2 separate regions of the Homo sapiens genome follow, and region 2 is linked to region 1. A link is an interaction called in ENCODE POLR2A ChIA-PET data of the cell type or tissue named here. Cell type or tissue: MCF 10A. All regions are shown on one strand. Each heading gives the region's core, and the rest is flanking DNA. Links, peaks and the distances in the headings are about the cores only.

Region 1 (9,417 bases), core at 2,106-6,105:
GCAGAGGCCAGGAGAACCCACAAAGTCTGGGCAGAGAGAGTCCTGAGGCCAGAGGGGGACTCCCAGGGGAGGGCACCCTTGGAGGGAAGGGCTGGCTGGGGCTTAGAGGGATTCCCTTGTCAGGTGACTTTGGACAAGTCCATTCTGTCTTGGGCTTCGGTTTCCCCACCTGTAAATGGAGGTTGAATTAAGAGGTCCCTGGAGCTCATAACATATGAACTTGAGATTCAGCAATACATTGTGAATGAGTGAGAGAGAGAGAGAGAGAGTTTATGTGTTTGGGCAGGGTGGGCTGAGTAGAGAAGAAGCCACGTGGTCCTGGGGCTGCAGTGCCCCCATGCCGGGCTCCCTGGCTGCTGCGGCTCCTGAGCACCAGGCTAGTCATGGATGGGCACATGGTGGGAGATGGGTGAGCTGGGGCTGAGAAGAGAGGGGTCTAAGGGAAGGGGCTACTTCTGGGCTGAGAGTCTAAAGGCTGACGGCAGGGGTCAGTTCATGAGAGGGTCTGAGACTTTTAGGCTATACACCAAGATGCTGGGTTGGGAAGGGGAGGCAGGACCATGCCAGGCTGGGAGGCAGCACCCTTTAGCTCCTGATTTTGCATCTGGCCTGGGGGCTGGGCTGGCTGGAGGTCTACTCATGGGGTCCTAGGCCTCCGCACAGCCTCCGGCAGCTCCTCCTGAGCCTCCTGGACTCTGAGTTTACCCCGAGAGACTCTAGGTTGGGCTGCCAGGGGAGCTGGAGGCAGGTGGGCTGGGCCCCCCCTCTGCCCCTCCCTGTGCGCCTCCTCCCTTGGGCTGGCTGTGGTGAGAACCCGCCTGATTACACAGCTGGCTGCCCCCGGCCACTGGGCCTGCTCCCCACCACCTGCAGACTGGCTCTGCCAGGAACTCACTGGGACTACATCCAAGCACCCGTGGGCGCCAGCCCAGGGTTCTGCCCTGGCCATCAGGGTCCTTCCCGGGCCCTGCAGAGGCGCCAAGGTGGGAGCTGGAGAGGGGCCAACAGAGAGGAGATGACACCAACCTGGCTGGCCAAAGCTCTGGCCTGGCGGGTGTGGGGTGGTGGGGAATTCCACGGGGAGGGTGGCACCCCCTGTCTACTGAATTCCTGAGTGGCCCCCTCTGTGGCCCCATCCCTGCCCTGCCTTTGGCATTTTGCCAAACCTGCCCTTGCCTCCTGGTGCCCCAATCTCTGCCTCAGTCTCTGAGCACCCCCACTGCCCCCTCTACTTGCTCTGTCCTGCATCGCTGTCTCTGGGTCTCTCCCTGTCATGGGGGATGGGGCTAGGGAGGGAGCAGGAAGCAGAGGGAAGAGGTATTGAGGGGGCATGGAGTGGGGGAGCAATTCAATTTCCAGAGTTGGCCCTGGCAATACCGGTTGTGTCGTGATAAGAAAGCCATTTCCCGTGATGGCTCCTAATCCACACCCTCCTGCCTTTGCATGCAGCAGCTCCCTTCATCTGCCTGTGGCCAGAGGCTGGAAGGGATCCCTGTCCACTATGGAAGGGGCCATGTCTGCTCCAAATGAACCATGCTGAGCAGCATCTGTGTGGCCGGGACAAAGACCCATGCCGAAATCTACAAGCCCAGGAGAAGCCGTCAAACCCGATGAATAATCCCTCGGACTGTTCTAAATTCAGATGGACATGCACAGCTGTGATCTAATTTGAGCCATACATCTGCCCTTGAGAGAAGTAGGGATCACTCCCATTTTACAGATGGGGAAAGTGAGGCTCAAAGTGGTTCAGTGATTTGCCCGAAGCTACACAGCAAGTGCGTGTAGAGAGAAGCGCAAGTTGATGTGTGCAGGGCTGAAGTGTGAGGTGAGGGTGCAGTGCGGGAGCCGCAGCCTGGGCTTCGAAGGTCGGGGGAGTAGGGGAAGGAGGGGAAGGAGACAGGCAGGGAGTATGAGGAGAGGTGAGGAGAGGTGTGTGCTGGGCAGCAGCTCGGTGGGAGCCCAGCTAGGAAAGGAGCCTCGGGGTGGCCTCGAGAGGATTTTAGTGCTGTCTGGGCAGGGGGTCTGTGGGATACAGACCTGGGAGGGATGGGGGCATGGTGGTCAGAGAAAGAAGCTGCTGGAGGACACAGGCGAGCCAGGACCACAGTCAGGGAGGCAGCTGTGACTGTCAGCAGGAACACGGGAATCCTCTACGAGACACCTACACCTGAGTCCTGACATCAAAGGGGTTTCTCGCCTCTCCGGTCGCCTGGTTTGGAGCTCAGCTTTCTTGAAAACTTTCTTCCTGCCAGTCTCCTGCACAGGCCCTGGACACTCCTTGGGCTGGACTGGGCCCCTTTTCCAGCCACACCCTTCACTGGCTGGGAGGGTTGCAGGGAGGCCTCGGGCTGAGCCAGGCCCTTCTGCTGGCTCCCCTGTGGCCCGCAGGGGCAGAGGAGGGAGGGCAGCTGGGCTGGGGATTCAACAGGAGGGGCAGTCTAGGTGAAGCCAGCCAGGCCCTCCTGATTTGCTCCCCACCAGGAAGTTTTCTTTGTTTGTTTTGGTTTTTCCTTTTTGTTTTATTGAGACAAGGTGTTGCTCTGTCGCCCTAGCTGGAGTGCAGTGGTGTGATCACAGCTTACTGCAGCCTTGACCTCCCAGGCTCAAGTAATCCTCCAGCCTCAGCCTCCCAAGTAGCTGGAATTACAGGCACGTGCCACCTCGCCTGGCTAATTTTTAAACTTTGTAGAGACGAGGTCCCACTGTGTTGTGCAGGCTGATCTCAAACTCCTGGCCTCAAGATCAAAGTCTTGGCTTCAAGTGATCCTCCTGCCTGCGCCTCCCAGAGTGCTGGGATTACAGGCATGAGGAGAACTGACCAGGAATACAAGCAAGGATGGATCCCGAATCCTGTTTGTCTCCCTCTGCATCCCTACCCCCCACTGCTGACTCCAGAAGGCCTGGTGGGGAGCGGTGGTGGATCTGGGGGCTACAAAGCCGGGCAGGATTGTTTACCCTCTCCCTACCTTCCCCTCACTGGCCCAACTGTGATGGGGGTGAGATGGCAGGCTGGGGCTGTGGGAGGCTCCCAGAACAGCTGGTGGCTGTGCAGGGCCGTGGGTGGTGGCAAGTGGGGACCTGCTGGAGCAGGCAAGCTAATCTCATTTGGTTGCTGCAGTCGCAAACAAGGACTGCATGCTAAGTGGCCAGAGGCAGCAGCGGGACTCAGGGCCGACCCAGGCCCCACGCATACCTGGGAGCACCTAGAGGCCAGCCCTGGTTTGAATGAGGAGCCATGTTGGGCAGGGGCAGGGGAATAAGGAGGGGGAGGATGCGTCTTGTGGGGTAAGAGGTTACTCCCCGGGAAATACCTGCTGGGAGATAGGGCGCCAGGGTCAGCCAGCTCCTCCCAATCCTCTGGCCTCTCCTCCTCTAGCCCTCCTCCTGTAGGGTCCTGGATCAGATGCCACTGGGCAGGAGGCATCTGGAGAGCAAGCTTCATCCCCTTTGCCAGCAGAATTGTGATTGGAGAGAGGGACCCGCCTGTTCACAGCAGAGCATGAGGGAGGCATCGGGGAAGGTGCTGGAAGAGGGGAGGGGAGGGGGCTGGGGGAGCCTTGAGCCTCGAGGCCCTGCCCAGTCACTCCACTCCTCTGAGCCTCTAGGGGCTTGTTTAGAGGCAGGGCCAGGGAGGTGCAAGAAGATGCCCTGGCTGTAAAAAGGTGATTGGGCTTGCGACTCTTGTGAAATGGTCTGAAACTATCTTTAGCTTAGATGGGAGTGCCAGGCTTGCAGGGCCCAGGTTTGGCAGATGAGCCAGGCCAGAAGCCAGTGCCCTGAGGGCTTCCTGACTGCCACCCACACTCTCCGCCCGGCTGCCACTTCTCGGAGCAGCTGGTACCATCAGCTCCCAGGGAGAATCCTGAAATCACACAGGTAGCTCTGGTCTTTGGGCAAAGGTTTGTGCTCTAGACGTGGGTGGCCTGAACTTGGGGCTGCATCATGGTAACAGATGGATTTGAAGGCAGAGCTTGCAAGGGAGTCCAGATGGCCACAGCCACCATCCAGGTCTGTTTTTGGTACTTGCTGGGCCCCTGTGGGCAGCTCCATTTGCAACCCCTTTGGAGCTCCTTAGCTCAGGTCTTGCTGATAAAAATAAGCCCTGCCAATCACAGGGGGCTTGAACCACTCTGTGACTCAGCTTCCACATCTACCCCTGAGGGGCTGCTAATGAAATGAAATGAGGCATCTCAAGTGTCCTGCCCAGAAGCCGGTGCAAAGGAAGTTCTGTTTTCGTTTTGCAGCATCTCAGCCCAGTGTACCACAATGTTCTATCATTACAGTCTGATGGGCCTTTAGAAAAACGGCTCTGCTTCACTTGCTGTGTGACTGTGGGCAAATATCTTCACCTCTCTGAACCTCAGATTCTCCATCTGTAAAGTGGCAACAATAATACGTACTTTATAGGAATGTTGTGAGGAGCTAAAGAAGAATATAAGCAAACTTGAATAAGGCAATAAATATAAACACAGAACAGTATCCAGTTGGCAATAGGTGCTTGATCAATATCTGTTGCCTGTGCAACACTTTACTTTTCAGGGGGATACACTGAGGTCCAGAGAGGGGAAAGAGTTCATCCAGGATCCCAGCTGGATCAAAGGTCTCCTGATGTCTGCTGGAGGAACAAGAGAGAGGAAATCCCTGGCCTTTTGTTTCACCAACTGTAAAATGAGAGGGCTTCACCGATCTATGGTTTCCAGCTGGGATCTGGGCTCTCGGGGGCCACTGTTGGAGTCAACACCAAGCCCGCGGAGCTCCGGGACCACCTTTTCTGGTTCTCAGTCCACGTCTCTTTCACTCGTGAAGGGCTGCGGAAGGCTCCACGTGAACAAACTTCCTGCCGCTCAGCCTTGAATGTGTGAAAGCCCCCTACTTGTTTATTTTCAGGGCTCCTGGCAGCGCAGACTCTCTGGGACAGGGATTCCTCCCAAGACCCCTGCCCAGGTAGACCCCCTATGTCCTGGCCTGGGTCAGGGTTGGCTCAGCTGCCTGGAGTGGGTGAGCAGACCAGAAGCATGACCCTGCCCCACCCCCAGCCAGCTGCAGCCCGGGCCTGGGATGCTGGTTCCGCCAGCAGTTAAAGTCCCCCTGGTTGTCTAATTTAATCACAGCTGTGTGCACGGTGACTCTATAAATAATTTTTAGTGCGACATAACCATTATTTCACTAATTGCTTCACGCGCACCCCTGGCCTGTGAGATAAATTAAGGTTTGCTGAGTCAGCACCTTTGGCTGATGCTGCTTTGGGGTTTGGAAGTACAGCCCCAACAACTGGGCTGTTCCCACACCAGCCTCAGCCCAGCACTGAGGGGAGGGCGCCCCTCACGTGAAGTGGCCAAGGGTAGAATGAGTGAGGAGGAATGAGGAAAGGGCTAATAAGGGTGGCCATGTACAGTTGCACAGGTTGTGTCCTGCACCAGGGTGCTTGGCTAAGGGGGCAAGTGGGGGCTGAAATCCAGCCCATACTACACTTTTGCAATCCATGTGCTCTGACATGGGATTTTGTTGGCCCAGAAGAAGGTGGTACCTTCTTTTAATTTGCACAAAGGCTAGGAAGGAATCAGCAGCTCCAGAATGAACTACCACATAGCAGGTTGTCAGGGCCACCTCTCTGAGAGAGGAGGCCAGGCAGAATATCCTTAAGGATCTTCTCATGTTAGCAACAGCATGGAGACCCAGGCTCTAGATCTGATGCTGAGTGACCTGGGCAAGTGACCTTCCCTCCTCTGTGTTTTAATATCTTGACAGTTTGATCCCATCCAGAGCCTGTGTTCTTTCCTCTGCCTATCATACTCCAAATTCAGTAGGTGTGGCTGGAAAAAAAGGTTCACATGGTCAAGTACATTTGAGAAACATCGAGTTAAGTGGTTTCTTTCTGTAGAAATTTTCAGAGAGCCTACAGTGTGTTCAGGAGCAGCAGACTTGCAGGGAGGGGTGGAGATGGTGTAGCTTTTCCCAGTGCATTTGGCTGTGGAATCCTTCATTTTAGGACTCTTATTCATCCTGGGATCCTAGTGTCTATCTCTGGGCTTATTAGTGAGTGGATGTCATCCCCAAGGACAGAGAACGCTCCTATTCCTGGCCATAACTCTAGACTCAAGGCACTTCCCTATCTGTCATCTAGATCTGATGCTGAGTGACCTTGGGCAAGTGATGCAAGATTGCGAGTGGGCAAGATTGCTAGATCTTGCCTTCCTTCTTTGAAGGAAAATCTAGCAAAAATAGGTCTCCCTTCAAATCGGTGAAGTGTGGGGGGAGCATCCTGAGTCCACGGGACTCGAAGTTCCTTGAGGGCAGGTGCTATGTCTACCTTATTTATTGCCAGTTCCCTGGGGCTTAGCTTGGGACCATCTCTTGAGTGAATGAATGAGTGTCTATTTTGAAAAGAGACAGGAAAGGAGATAATTGGCTTCATATCCTGCCCCAAACCTTACTGGCTGGTGACCTTTGAGCAGATTGCTTCTGAGAGTCCAGTGCCACCACAGCTCTGTGTCTCTTTTGTCAAATGTAGATCAAGGACCAGATATGGTGGCTCACGCCTGTAATCCCAGCACTTTGGGAGGCCAAGGCGGGTGAATCACCTGAGGTCAGGAGTTCGAAACTAGCCTGGCCAACATGGTGAAACTCCGTCTCTACTAAAAATACAAAAATTAGCCGGGCATGGTGGTGCACACTTGTAATCCTAGCTCCTTGGGAGGCTGAGGCAGGAGAATCGCTTGAACCCGGGAGACGGAGGTTGCAGTGAGCCAAGATCGCTCCACTGCACTCCAGCCTGAGCAGCAGAGTGAAACTCCGTCTCAAAAAAAAAAAAAAAAAAAAAATTAAACTCTCGGTACTTCAGCCATAAAAAAGGAACGAGATCATGTCCTTTGCAGAGATACGGATGGAACTGAAGGCCATCATCCTTAGCAGACTAACGCAGGACCAGAAAACCAAATACTGCATGTTCTTACTTACAAGTGGGAGCTAAATGATGAGAACACATGGACCCAAAGGGGGAACAACACATACTGGGGCCTGTTGGAGGGTGGAGGGTGGGAGGAGGGACAGGAGCAGGGGAAAATAACTAATAGGTGCTAGGCTTAGTATCTGGGTGACAAAATAATCTGTACAACAAACCCTCAAGACATGGGTTTACCTATACAACAAATCTGCACTTGTAACCCCTGAACTTAAAAGTTAAAAACTCTCCATCCTCTCATTCCTAAAGTGCTGAAGTGAGGCTCAGATGCAAAGACGGTTGTGAGTGAGTGCTCCTTCCACAGTGTGAAACACTTGACAAATGCAAGGGATTAATCCTATGATCTGTATCCTCCTTGGTTCCCTCTCTGGGCTGGGCTGTGATCACGTATTCCAAGCTGCTGTTGACTGAGTGCTGACCTCGGGTCAGGGCCTGTCCCAGAGGTCTTTCACACATTCTGTGCACACTTGTCCAGTAACCCTCACAGCACTGTGAGAAGAAGGGATTACCTTTGTTTTATGAAAAAGAAAAGTGAGGTTCAGAGAGGTGATGTGGTTTACCTGAGGTCACACAGCTGTAAACTGCAGAGCTTGGGATTTGAATCCAGACATGGTTCCAAAACATGTCTTTTCTCTTCATTCCCAGCTTATTGGCTCCCAGGTTACCACCTTATTCTCCCCCTACTCCGTTTTGGGCAGGGTGTTGAGGCAGGTTATGCAGGGATGCTGGCTTCAGAGGACTACTGGCCTCCTTGTCAAGTCATTTTGCTATTTTCACAAGGACAAGGGCAACCATTTGTTGAGCATCTACCATGCATCTGGCATTGAGCTGGCTGCTTTAGATCTGTTATTTTCCCACATTAAATCCTCACCCAAAATCTATGATGTAGAAAAAACCACTCTCATTTTAGAAAGGGACACTGAGCTGGGCGCGGTGGCTCACACCTGTAATCCCAGTGCTTTGGAAAGCTCAGGTAGGAGGATCACTTGAGTCCAGGAGTTATAGACCGGCCTGGGCAACATAGGGAGACCCTGGCTCTACAAAAAGCTACAAAATTAGGCAGGCCTGGTGGTGCATGCCTGTAGTCCCAGCTACCTGGGAGGCTGAGTGGAAGGATCGCTTAAGCCCTGGAAGTTGAGGCTGCAGTGGGTCAAGATTGCGCCACTGCACTCTAGCATGGGAGACAGAGTGACACCCTGTCTCGAGGAAAAAAAAAAGGAGACCAAGGCTTGGAGTGGTTATGTGACCTGCTCAACCGCATGCAATTAGTAAACAAGCAGCCAAGCTGAAATTCCACCCAAGTGGGTCTGATCCCAGAAGCTGGCTATTTCCCTGGCTTCTCCTTCGTGGCCCTGAATATCCAGCCCCAGTTGGGGAGGGGTGACCTGTGGCTCCTGGGTCCAACACACTGGGTCTGTCTGCAATAGCTGCCGTGGAGACGTCCCCGCGGTGCATCATGACCTCTGGGGCTCTCCTTCCCCAGAGCCCCGTGGGCCCTGCCCTTGGTGCCTGGCACACTATTACTGCCTGGGAAACGCTGAAGAATGATGACAGGGCTGTAAGCCTGGCTTCTCCAAGTTTCTGCTTGACCTCCAAGGGACCAGAGGAGGAGCGGGGAGAGCAGGGAGTGGAGTGGCTGCCGACATCCACAGCTGATGCAGGGACTCGTGTGTGCCTGGGCCTCCCTCTGAAAGCTGCCTTTGGAAGGTGGTCACAGCCAGTCTGCTCACGCCCCCAGTCACGCCACCTATTAGCCTGGCTGCCCTGGGCACAGTGACCTCTCCCAGGCTGGCGTCCCCTCCCAGGGTGAGTCCATCACCACCAGTCACAGCCGAGCTCCTGTGCTTGGCTTTCAAGGCCCCTCGCATCTGCCTCAAGCCTCCCTGTCTTTCCAGCCTCCTCTATTGCTTATTCATTTATTTAAAAAATATTTGTTGATCAACTATGTGCCTGGCAGATGTTCTAGGTCCTGAAAATACAGCAGAGAACAGAACAGATAAAATCTCTGCTCTTCTGGGAAAAATTGACAGAAAGCAAGTTGACGAATAAATGTATGATGTTGGGTAGTGAAAGGGACTTATAAAAAAAAAAAAAAAAGAACCAGACCCTCCCCCTGCCCCAAGGCATCTAGAGATAGAATTCAGGGGGTCAGTGAAGTTAGAGGAGGAAAAAAATTATATTTTTATCTCACTAACCTGTAACTAAAATATCGCATTTTTCTTCAATTATAAATGTTGGCAACATACCACGGTAGTATTAGCAGTGCCTGTGACTTTGTCACCAACAGAAATCAGATATTTCCTATCACATTACAGTTGTTGCATACATTTTGAAACATCATTGACACTCATCACTGCTTCAAAATTGTTGTGGTTAATAGAACTGCCACGAGATCTTGTTATTTAATGCATTAATAAAGAAGTGCATCTAGTACTGTATCACTCATTTGTTTTGTA
Region 2 (9,417 bases), core at 2,600-6,599, 52 kb before region 1:
ATGTCAAATGGATGGTTTATTTTGCGGGTCTGGAATCCAAAGAAGAAATCAAAGCTGGCAAGAAGTGAATCAGGTCTTATCACCACAAAGACCCCACAGGGTGGCTGAGATGGCTGGCTCAAGGCAGTGTGAAGAGTAGGAAAAGGCCCAGGCCGGGTGCAGTGGCCTATGCCTGTAATCCCAGAACTTTTGGAGGCTGAGGGGAGAGGATTGCTTGAGCCCAGGAGTTTGAGACCAGCCTAGGCGACATAGCGAGACCCTGTCTCTAGTGAGACTCCACCTCTAAAGAAAAAAAAAAAAAAGGAAAGGCCCAGGACAGCCCCGAGATTTAAGGGGTGGCACAAGTACAAATCAGGCTGTTAGAATGGTCCCTTTGGGGTAACTAAACATAATATCAAGACATATATGGTGGTGTATGAACCAAACGTTTTTCTAGAAGGCATTAGAAGATAGTGTTGGCAGGGTTTACCTCTGGAGAGCAGCGGGCCAGGTTGGGAGGGCGCTGTCACAGCCTCCCTTGTCCTCTCTGTGGACACAGCATGGGCTTATGCAGGTGGCACACACACCACGTCTATTTTTGCAAAAAATGAATAAGGCAATAACTGGTTGGTAAGATTTTAAGTCATTTTTGTTTGGCTTTTTTCTCTATCGTTCTTTGTTTTAACTAATAAACGTTGTTAACCAATGAAGGGGTAGGTGGGGGAAGAGATGGTGAAGGTGAGTGAAAAGGGGTGGTCAGAGAGGTGGGAGGAATAGCAGAAGAGAGTGGGGTGGAGGAAATCAGAGGGGGGTGAGTTTGGAGGAGGGCCCGCCCCCCACTGGTCCAGTGCTGATAAGAGACCAAGGGGGAGGGGCCCCTTGAGGTGAGGATCAGGGCGTCCTCAGTGACAGCACCAGGAAGGCCACCTGTGACCTGGTGATGGTTGTAACGAGGAGGGGGCGGGCACCAGATTGGAGTGGGCTGAGCAGTGAGTGGGAGAGTGAAGCGAAGACAACTTGATAAGTTGGGCTTTGAAGGGAAGGAGGGAGGGGGCGGTAGCTGGAGAGGAAGGCAGGGCCGAGGGAGGGCTTTCTTAAAGGAGAGAGTTGGGTGTGCTCAGTGCTAATGAGAGGGGGCGAAAGTGTAGATCCAGGCAGAAGGTAGGGGGCAGGAGGCGTTGGCCGAGACAAGAGGAAGGAAGGATCCTCCGTGATGACAGGTGACAAGGAGGAGGAGGAGGAGGAGAAGGAGGAGGAGCGAAAGGGTGATCAAGGGGTGGGGGCCCCAGGGAGCTGGGAACAGAACCCAGGCCTCTCCCCCTGGGCTCCTAGGCACTCCCTCTGGGGGACCACCCTCCAGTTCTACACTTCTGGGGGCAGTCCCCAGCTTTGCTTCTCGTGCTGGCCACCAGCCCAGCCTGGGCTTGCAGGCCCTTCAGCTGGCCTCAGGGCCCAGGCAGCCTCTTGGTTCTGTGCATCTCTGGTGCATTGCATGACCTTCAGTGAGTCCTCCCCACCTCTGCCCCAGGCCTCAGTTTCTCCTTAAAGGTTGTTTCAGCTCCAGGAGACTAGAACTCCATGGTTCAATGCCCCTTCCAGTCCTGCCTCTGCCACCCCAGCCACCAATGTCTGGATTAAGGAAAACTCAGGATGGGCCTTCTGACCTAGAGATGACCTAGACAGACACCTTTCATATCATCAGAAGGGACCTGCCACTTGGAATTTTGTGGACTTTTTGTTTTGTTTTTATTATTATCTATTTTTTTTGAGACAGGGTCTCACTCTGGCACCCAGGCTGGAGTTCAGTGGCAAAATCACAGCTCACTGCAGCCCTGACCTCCCAGGCTAAGCAATCCTCCCACCTCAGCCTCCCAAGTAACTAGGACTACAAGTGCGTGCCACCACACCTGGCTATTAAACAAATTTTGGGGGGATAGAGATGGGGTCTCACTATGTTGCCCAGGCTGGTCTTGAACTCCTAGCCTCAAGCAATCCTCTCGCCTTGGCCTCCCAAAGTATTGGGATTACAGGTGTGAGCCATTGCACTGGGCCATTTTGTGGATTTCTGGCTCTGGGTCCGGAATGGCCCAGTTAGTTTTTCCAGAGATTCTTGCTCTAAATCTTCAAGAGCAGCAGGAAAGACCACTGCTTGGGGGAGGGGGCAGATTTCGGCTCAGGAAGGCCAAGTTCTGGTCCAGACACTGTTCCAACCCAGCTATGTGGCTCTAAGTGAATCCTGTGTCTCTCTGGGTGGACCTCAGCGGTGTCTGCCGAAAACTGGAGAGAATCTTGGCTCCCACGTGGTTTTACTGCAAGGGCTGAATGAGACAATGCGCACACGCTCTCCTACAACATTGCAAAAGCTCGGTATATTATAACTATTATCATAATTAATAAGCCCCACCCTGGTCCATTAACGCTGAAAACGCAAAAAACTCATGACTCAGGAGTCAGTGTGAGAGAAATATCAGCATGTGTAGCAGGAGGTGTGTACACAGATGGTCACATGGCATGGCTGATGATAAGGGGAAAAGGGGAAACATCTTACGGGTCCATCGCTAAGGGAGTGGACAAATAAAATGGAGTGTATTCATCTGATGGAACACAGCCACTTAAATGGAGTGAACCAGAGCTATATATGACAACATTGATAGCTTTCAAAAACGTTGTTGGAGAGAAAAAAGCAAATTGCAGAGTGATACATCAGTATGAATCCATTTACATTAAAAATACCACAAAACAATGCTAGTTATTTTCTGTGGGTACATATAATGTATGCTAAAGTCTAAAAATGGTCTGCAGTGATACATACTAAGCTCATCCTAGGAGCTGGCGCTGAGGAAGTGGGAGGGGACCAGATTGGAGGTGGTGGGGAAGGGACTTCAGCTTCATCGACAGTGCCCTGATTTCTAAGAGAATGGATTCAGGTATTTCTTATAAAATTAAAATTATTTTTAAAAGAAATTAACCACTTTATTTAAATAATTTCTGCCCTGCCTATTTCACTAAATTGTTTGGAGGATCAAATTATACGTGCAGAGAGAATGTGTAATTCATTTTCTAGTTGACGGAGCATTTTTTTTAACCCATGTGAACTTACTCCATCCTCCCAACAAGACTTTGAGGGATGGATTATAATTTCTGTGCTATTGAGGAGGAAACCGGGGCACAGAGGGCTGCAGTGATTTGTCCCAGGTCACATACGTGTCATGGGGACGAGTTGGGAGTCACACCTGGGGCTGTCTGGTTCCACAGGCTGGGCCTCTTTTTCTGCTGCTTCAAGCTCTGGGGTAAAAACAACAGCCCGGGTGCGGTAGCTCACACCTGTAATCCCAGCACATTGAGAGGCCGAGGTGGGCATATCACTTGAGCTCAGGTGTTTGAGACCAGCCTGATCAATATGGCAAAACCCCATCTCTACTAAAAATACAAGAATTAGCTAGGTGTGGTGGTGTGGGCCTGTAGTCCCAGCTACTCGGGAGGCTGAGGCAGGAGAATCGCTTGAACCTGGGAGGTGGAGGTTGCAGTGAGCTGAGATCGCGCCACCGCACTCCAGCCTGGGCGACAGAGTGAGGCTCTGAGGACAATAACAACAACAACAACACCTTTTAAACTGCCTGCTGGCCGTTGTTGTCATTAGGATAATGATGGTGGGGGCAGAGTCCTCTGAGCACCTTCTCAGGGGGGCTGGCAGTCTCCAGGCAGAAGTACCACAGTCCCATCTGAACCGGCCCTAAAGACCTCAGCCTATGGTCTGGGGGCTGCCTTCTCTCTTGAGACCCTCACTCACTGTTCCCTGGGAGGCAGTGTAGTGCTGAGGATAGACCTTGGCTATTGGACTCAGGGAGACCTGGATTTGAATGTCAGTTCTGTCACATACAGTGACCTTGAGCAATCCACTTCCTCACTCTGTAAGATAAGACCTAGTTTGCAGGTTGCTGCGGGCAAAATGTGTATGGTGGGCACTCAGTGAATGTTATGTCCTGCTCTCTTTCCCTCTTCCAAGAGCTTCTCCAACTCTGAGCAGGGGCCTGGATAATTCTAGGCAGTGTCTGGCTTAACCCTGAATGCTGTGTGAGCCACAGTGTCCAACACAAAGTAGGTTCTCAGGAAAGTCTGTGATTTGGCTTCAGGAAGTTTGTGGGGTTAAAGGACCAATGACAACAGGAAAAGTCACCACAATCTAACTGGGGTAGCAGACCTACTCACAAGCAAAGGTCTTCCCAATCTCAATTGATTTCTGGGGTCAGCTCACTGGGGCCATCTTGAACTCTACCTTTAGGGCAGTAGGGGGCCATTGAAAGTTTGATCAAGGGAGTGACATGTCTAAATAGACTTCTGAAAGAACATGTTGTCTGTGTGGAGGGTGGCTTTGGAAGGGAAGCCCAGCGGTAGAGAGACTGCCTGGAGGCAGGGAGGCCTTGAGGAGGCTGTGGTGAACAGTTCAGGTGACAGATGGGGCCCTGAGATCCCTTCTAATCCTGTGAGATGCCTGGGGGACTGGAGGAGGCCAGGGAAGAGTAGAGTGGCTGGACTGGATTTTGAAAGATGCTAGGATTTTCTTGGAGATTGAAAGGAAACCTGTGATGTATATGAGGACGTGTTTTGTAAATGGAAAAAAATCACATACGCCTACCCTGATACTCTCTTGTCCTTGTCGACAGCTTTTCTTGGGCATATAACATCCTGCCTTTGTATTCAGGGAGCGTTGACACGGGTCTCAAGGAAATTCCCAGCTCACCTGAATCACTTGGCAGAACAAGTTTTTATGTCAACTCACAAACTGACCCATGTAAGCCCTCCAACAAACACAGAGTGCATTATTTCGAAGGTAGGTAGCCAACAAAGGGAAATGGTCAGTTTTTCTTTTTTCTTGTTTGTCACAGACACATCTGTCGACCCACACCTGGCATTCAGGATAATATCACAGATGCCCAGACCTTCAGATTCAAGGGAAAGGCAGGAATATGGACAGGATATGAGAAAGGAGTTTACAGTTCATCATAAAAATCACAGCTCCTGGCTTTTGAATGCTTACTATGTGCGGAGCACACGCATTAATTCTTATATCAATGTCTGATGCGGGTGCTACTATTACAGATGCCTTTTACAGATGACAGAATGCAGAGCTTAGGGAATGAAAGTATCTTACCGAAATTCACACAGCTGGCAGAGCAGGAGCTGGATCTAAGGTCCACTATGACAGCTTTCTCCTATCACTAGACTTGAATACGAATACCTTCCTTTTTGTCCCCAAAGATACCGATACTGATGAGTCTGATGATCATGCTTCATTTATTCATTGAAAAAATAATTATTGAGTGCCTGCACCATGGTTGGCAAAGAGGGAAGAGAATGGTGGTAGAACAGGATAGACAAAGATCCAGAGACAGAAATGAATACAACGTGCCCAGGATACCCTGAGTTTGGCAGGTTAGATTCCACAGTAGATTTGCCCGGGGGGTGGGAGCAGCACTGGGGAGAAAGGGGTCTCTACACACAGTGGGTGGAGATGCATGGGGCCAAGTGCCCTGAGAGAGCAGGAAGGAGTCTCGCTTCCTTATTTATTACCTCTGGGCTCTCAAATGCATGACTACTAGGCAGAAGTGACAAAATAAAAAGGGAAAGGAAAAAATGCCAGCTACAGCCAGAATAAAATCAGGGCAAATAGAATAAAACCTGACAGCCAAGTGTAAATAAATATTCGTAAAAGAGTTAAAGGACAGATTAAAATAAAAACACCAAATGCAATTCTTACCCCTTGACAAATGCAGTGCGAATTGGGTTCTTTTAATCAAATGTTTGGCAGGTGTATGAATTATTTATAATTCAATATCGGGTGGTTAAATGGAAAATGGAAGATGTTCCCGTCGTCTTCTCAGAGCTTATCCGCCTCCCCCAGTGAGTTCTCCCCCGGGGGAGGGAAGGGTGGGTGGGTGATTGCCCCTCCCCCATACCAGGTGCAGGCCTGGACGCTGGAACCCGTAATCCCTGCCTAATTCTGGGCGTCACCATTTGTCAACTTGCTCCCTCGTCACAAGCCTCCTTGCTGCTCAGAGCTTTGTTCAGGAAGGCGGGCTCTTCAAAGCTAGGGACAGGAGTGGGAGCAGCTGGCCAGGTCTAGGGGAGCCTGGAGTCCAGAGACCCAGGTTCATGGCCCAGGGCTTCCACAGACTCTGTGCAGCTCTCGCCTCTTCCTGGCCCTCCTCCACTGCCATCCTTTGCTTCCACATCCTTTCATTTTTGTTTACAGCATGCAGTACGGCATGGGGTGCCCCCCACATCCAGTTATGGCAAGAAGCATAACTGTCTCCATTTTACAGAGGAGATGCCTGGATGTACCTCTGGTCACACAAGTGGTGCAAGCTCGAGTTGGGGTTGGAACCTATGTCTTCAGCCTCCAAGTGCACTGGGAATGCATTCTGGGAGCAGGGGGAGGTCTGGAGTCTGAGTAGAGTGGACAGGACATGAGCTCCAGAATTACACAGACTCAGATTCCGATTCCAGCTGCGTGACCTGGGACACGTTCCCTAACATCTCTGGTCTTCCACTTTCCCATCCGTACACTGCAGTAATGATAGGAACTGCCCCCGGGGCTATGGTGAGGATGAAGAGGGGGTGGAATCACTATGCGATGCCTGCCCTCCATGGAAGCTGGATATTGCTGTCATTACCGTAGTTACAAGAAATGACCCTCATTTTACAGATGAGAAAACTGAGGCCTGCAGTCACAGAGACTTCCCCATAGTCATTCAGTGAGTCAGCGGCAGGGAATCCAGACCTCTAGGAGCTTGGCAGACCATGTGTGTCTGGCTCATGCCAGCACCTCCCCAGGTATCCACCCACCCCTGATTCTGAGTTGGATGTCTACCCTCCCCACCCCCACCGCCATCACCAAAGAGTCCCAGAGAGCAGCTTCACATGGAGTCCCGGGCCTTTCTGCACTTTTCTGCTCCCCAATCCATTTCTCTGTTTCTGTCTCACACACACACATATGCACACACACCACACGCATACACACACCCCGTGAGCCAAAGCAGGAGCGGAGGATCCCACCACAGCCAAATGTTGCCTGACTTCCCTGAGCAGCAGATGAATGAGTCCTCACAGCTAACAAACGGCTGTCGGAAAGGTGGGAGAATGAAGGTAATTAGTCCCCTTAATGCCGACTTCAGACTAATCTTTCACACTTAAGGAAATTGTTCCAATGATTTTCTTATTTTCAGGGGAGCTCGTTAAGTAAGAATTAGAAAAATAGATATGGCAGGAGATAAGAAAATGGATTTTGTAGTGACAAGCTGCCTATACACACCGAGAGGGGGCTGGCTGGCCCGGGTCTGACGCACAGACCCAGATCTTCCTGGAGTGCATGACAGGAAGGTGTGCCAGAGTCCCTGGGCAGGACAAAGACCACCAGGGGGACAAAGGTGATCAGTGAACCCTGATTGCAGTTCGTCTTTGCACCCAGACCATCGTTCTCAGCCTCCCTGCTCCTAAGCCCTGGCTGGAAGAAGCGGTTCACAACTTTCCTCAACATCTGGAAAGAATGATGTCTTTGCAGGGACCCACTGCAGAAAATTCAGACCTCAACACCTTCTGGGATCTTTGGGGGAAGCCAAGGAACATTTATTGAATCCCTGCTGTATGCAAGCTGCTGTGCTGGCTGCTTTCTCTCCATTTCACCTGACAGCCCCAGGAGGTAGATGTACAGAGGTGGAGGTGCAGACTCAGAGGTGGGGCCGATGTTCAGCTAGCCCTGTCAGTTGTTTTCAACTGTCACCTGTTCTGATTGATCAGTGAGTATGCTGGTCCAGTGGCTCAGTATTTTTAATATTTCTCTTTGTCATGTGAGCCAAGGCCACAGGGCTGTAGATTCCCATCTGAAACTGGAACCCATGGTGTCTGACACCAAAGCACGCCATTTCTGTCCCTCCAGGCCGCCTCTGTGTAAGGAGTCCCAGTGGGAAGGAGGCATGGAGGGGATGACTTGGAGCCAGGAGAAACTGTCTCCTGCCGAGATAGTGCAGCTTTACTAGGTGGGAAAATGGGAGGGAAAGTCTGAAAGGTGTTTGTCCTTCTGGGATGGGCACAGATCATTTTTCCCTCACTCCTCATCAGCACTCATTCCTGCCTCTCCATCTCTGCTCAGGCTTTCCCCCGACCCCCAACCTGACCACTGTACCCAGTGCTGATCACTCCTGGTCTTCATTCATCCCCAACAGCCCCAGACTTCTCTTTCGCCCCTGTACCTGGTGGGGACTCATTGGTTCCCATGTTTAGCTGCATTCTGGGAAGCTTGCCTTTGCATGTGCCGTGACCATCCGGTCTGTGGACCAGGTTGCAGCATTGTTAGCAGAACTGCCTGGTGATTGGCTCTGCCAAAGGAGAATTGTTCTCGAACAGGCCAAATGGGAAAACGAGACTTTGTGAAAATGTCAACATGACATTTTTCCTGGGTCACAGGCCAAGTCTCCCCCACTCCCCCACCACAATGTAGACCTCTGCTGTGCAGAATTTGTGTGTTTGGAGAAAGCCCCTAGTGCAGTGCTTCTCAACCAGGGGGGACCTTGCGACCCTTGGGACATTTGCAACGTCTGGAGACATCTTCGCTTGTCACAACTGAGAGGCTGCTACTGGCATCTAGTGGGTGGAGGGCAGGAATGTTGCTAAACATTCCAAAGTGCCCAGGACACCTTCCCCCCAAACACCCATACACAAAATAATTATCAAACCTAAGATATCAGTAGTGCTGATGTTAAGAAACTGCCCTGCGGTCATCTGATCCAACGTTCCCTTTAAGCAACTTACCTCAGAGTTGGGGATAGAATCCAGGTCTCCTGACTGTTTCTACCACTGAGATTAAATGATGGAAAGGGAATTGGACCTCTGAGGCAAGATTCAGGGTTCAGACACCTTTTGTTTTCAATTTGACACATATACATTGTGCTCCTGTGACATACCAGGCATTGGACAAGGTGCTGGGTACTCAGTGGTGGATTAAAATATATACAATCTCTGCCCGTTTGGGACTCCCATGTAGTGGATTTTGAGCTGGGTGACCTTAGGCATGTCTCTTCCTCCTCTGAGCCTTAGTTTCCTAATCTCTAAAATGGGCACGACAGGCTGTCTGTCCCAGCATTTTTGTCAGGCCTTCAGGAATTTAAATGTCAAATACAATTGTAGATTCTCGATAAACATTTAAGTGGATTGAATGCTTCTCCTTCCTGGAGAGGGCTGGCAGGTGGTGGGGAGAGTTTTTCTACAAGGAAAAGAGAAAGGGGAGAAAACTAAGACATTATGGAGCACTTACTGTATGCTTTTCATGGGATCTTCCTGTCAACCCTGGAAGGCAGGTGTTCTCTTACTCAAAGAGAAGATGAGGAAACGGGGGCTCAGAGAGGGAAAGGGACATGCTCAAGCTGGATTTGAACCCAGCTG

The links. Peaks named below come from ENCODE experiments on the same cell type or tissue, not always from the same donor. Only the 100,000 strongest peaks of a DNase experiment are listed, where the experiment ranks them.
Region 2: POLR2A ChIA-PET joins it to region 1 with 5 read pairs; 3 of 35 experiments call an interaction of 5 or more read pairs at or near these places.

What each region holds. Positions count from the first base shown.
Region 1 is chr20:46,329,421-46,338,837 of GRCh38, forward strand. No RefSeq gene overlaps it. Among named protein-coding and RNA genes, the nearest start is that of CDH22, 26 kb to the left of the region's middle. RefSeq lists an enhancer at 8,103-8,604. In MCF 10A, for the core only: no CTCF peak of the experiment used is centred there; a DNase peak (open chromatin) is centred at 3,751.
Region 2 is chr20:46,276,857-46,286,273 of GRCh38, forward strand. All of the region lies in intron 1 of CDH22 (cadherin 22), which reads right to left. Among named protein-coding and RNA genes, the nearest start is that of CDH22, 27 kb to the right of the region's middle. In MCF 10A, for the core only: no CTCF peak of the experiment used is centred there; no DNase peak of the experiment used is centred there.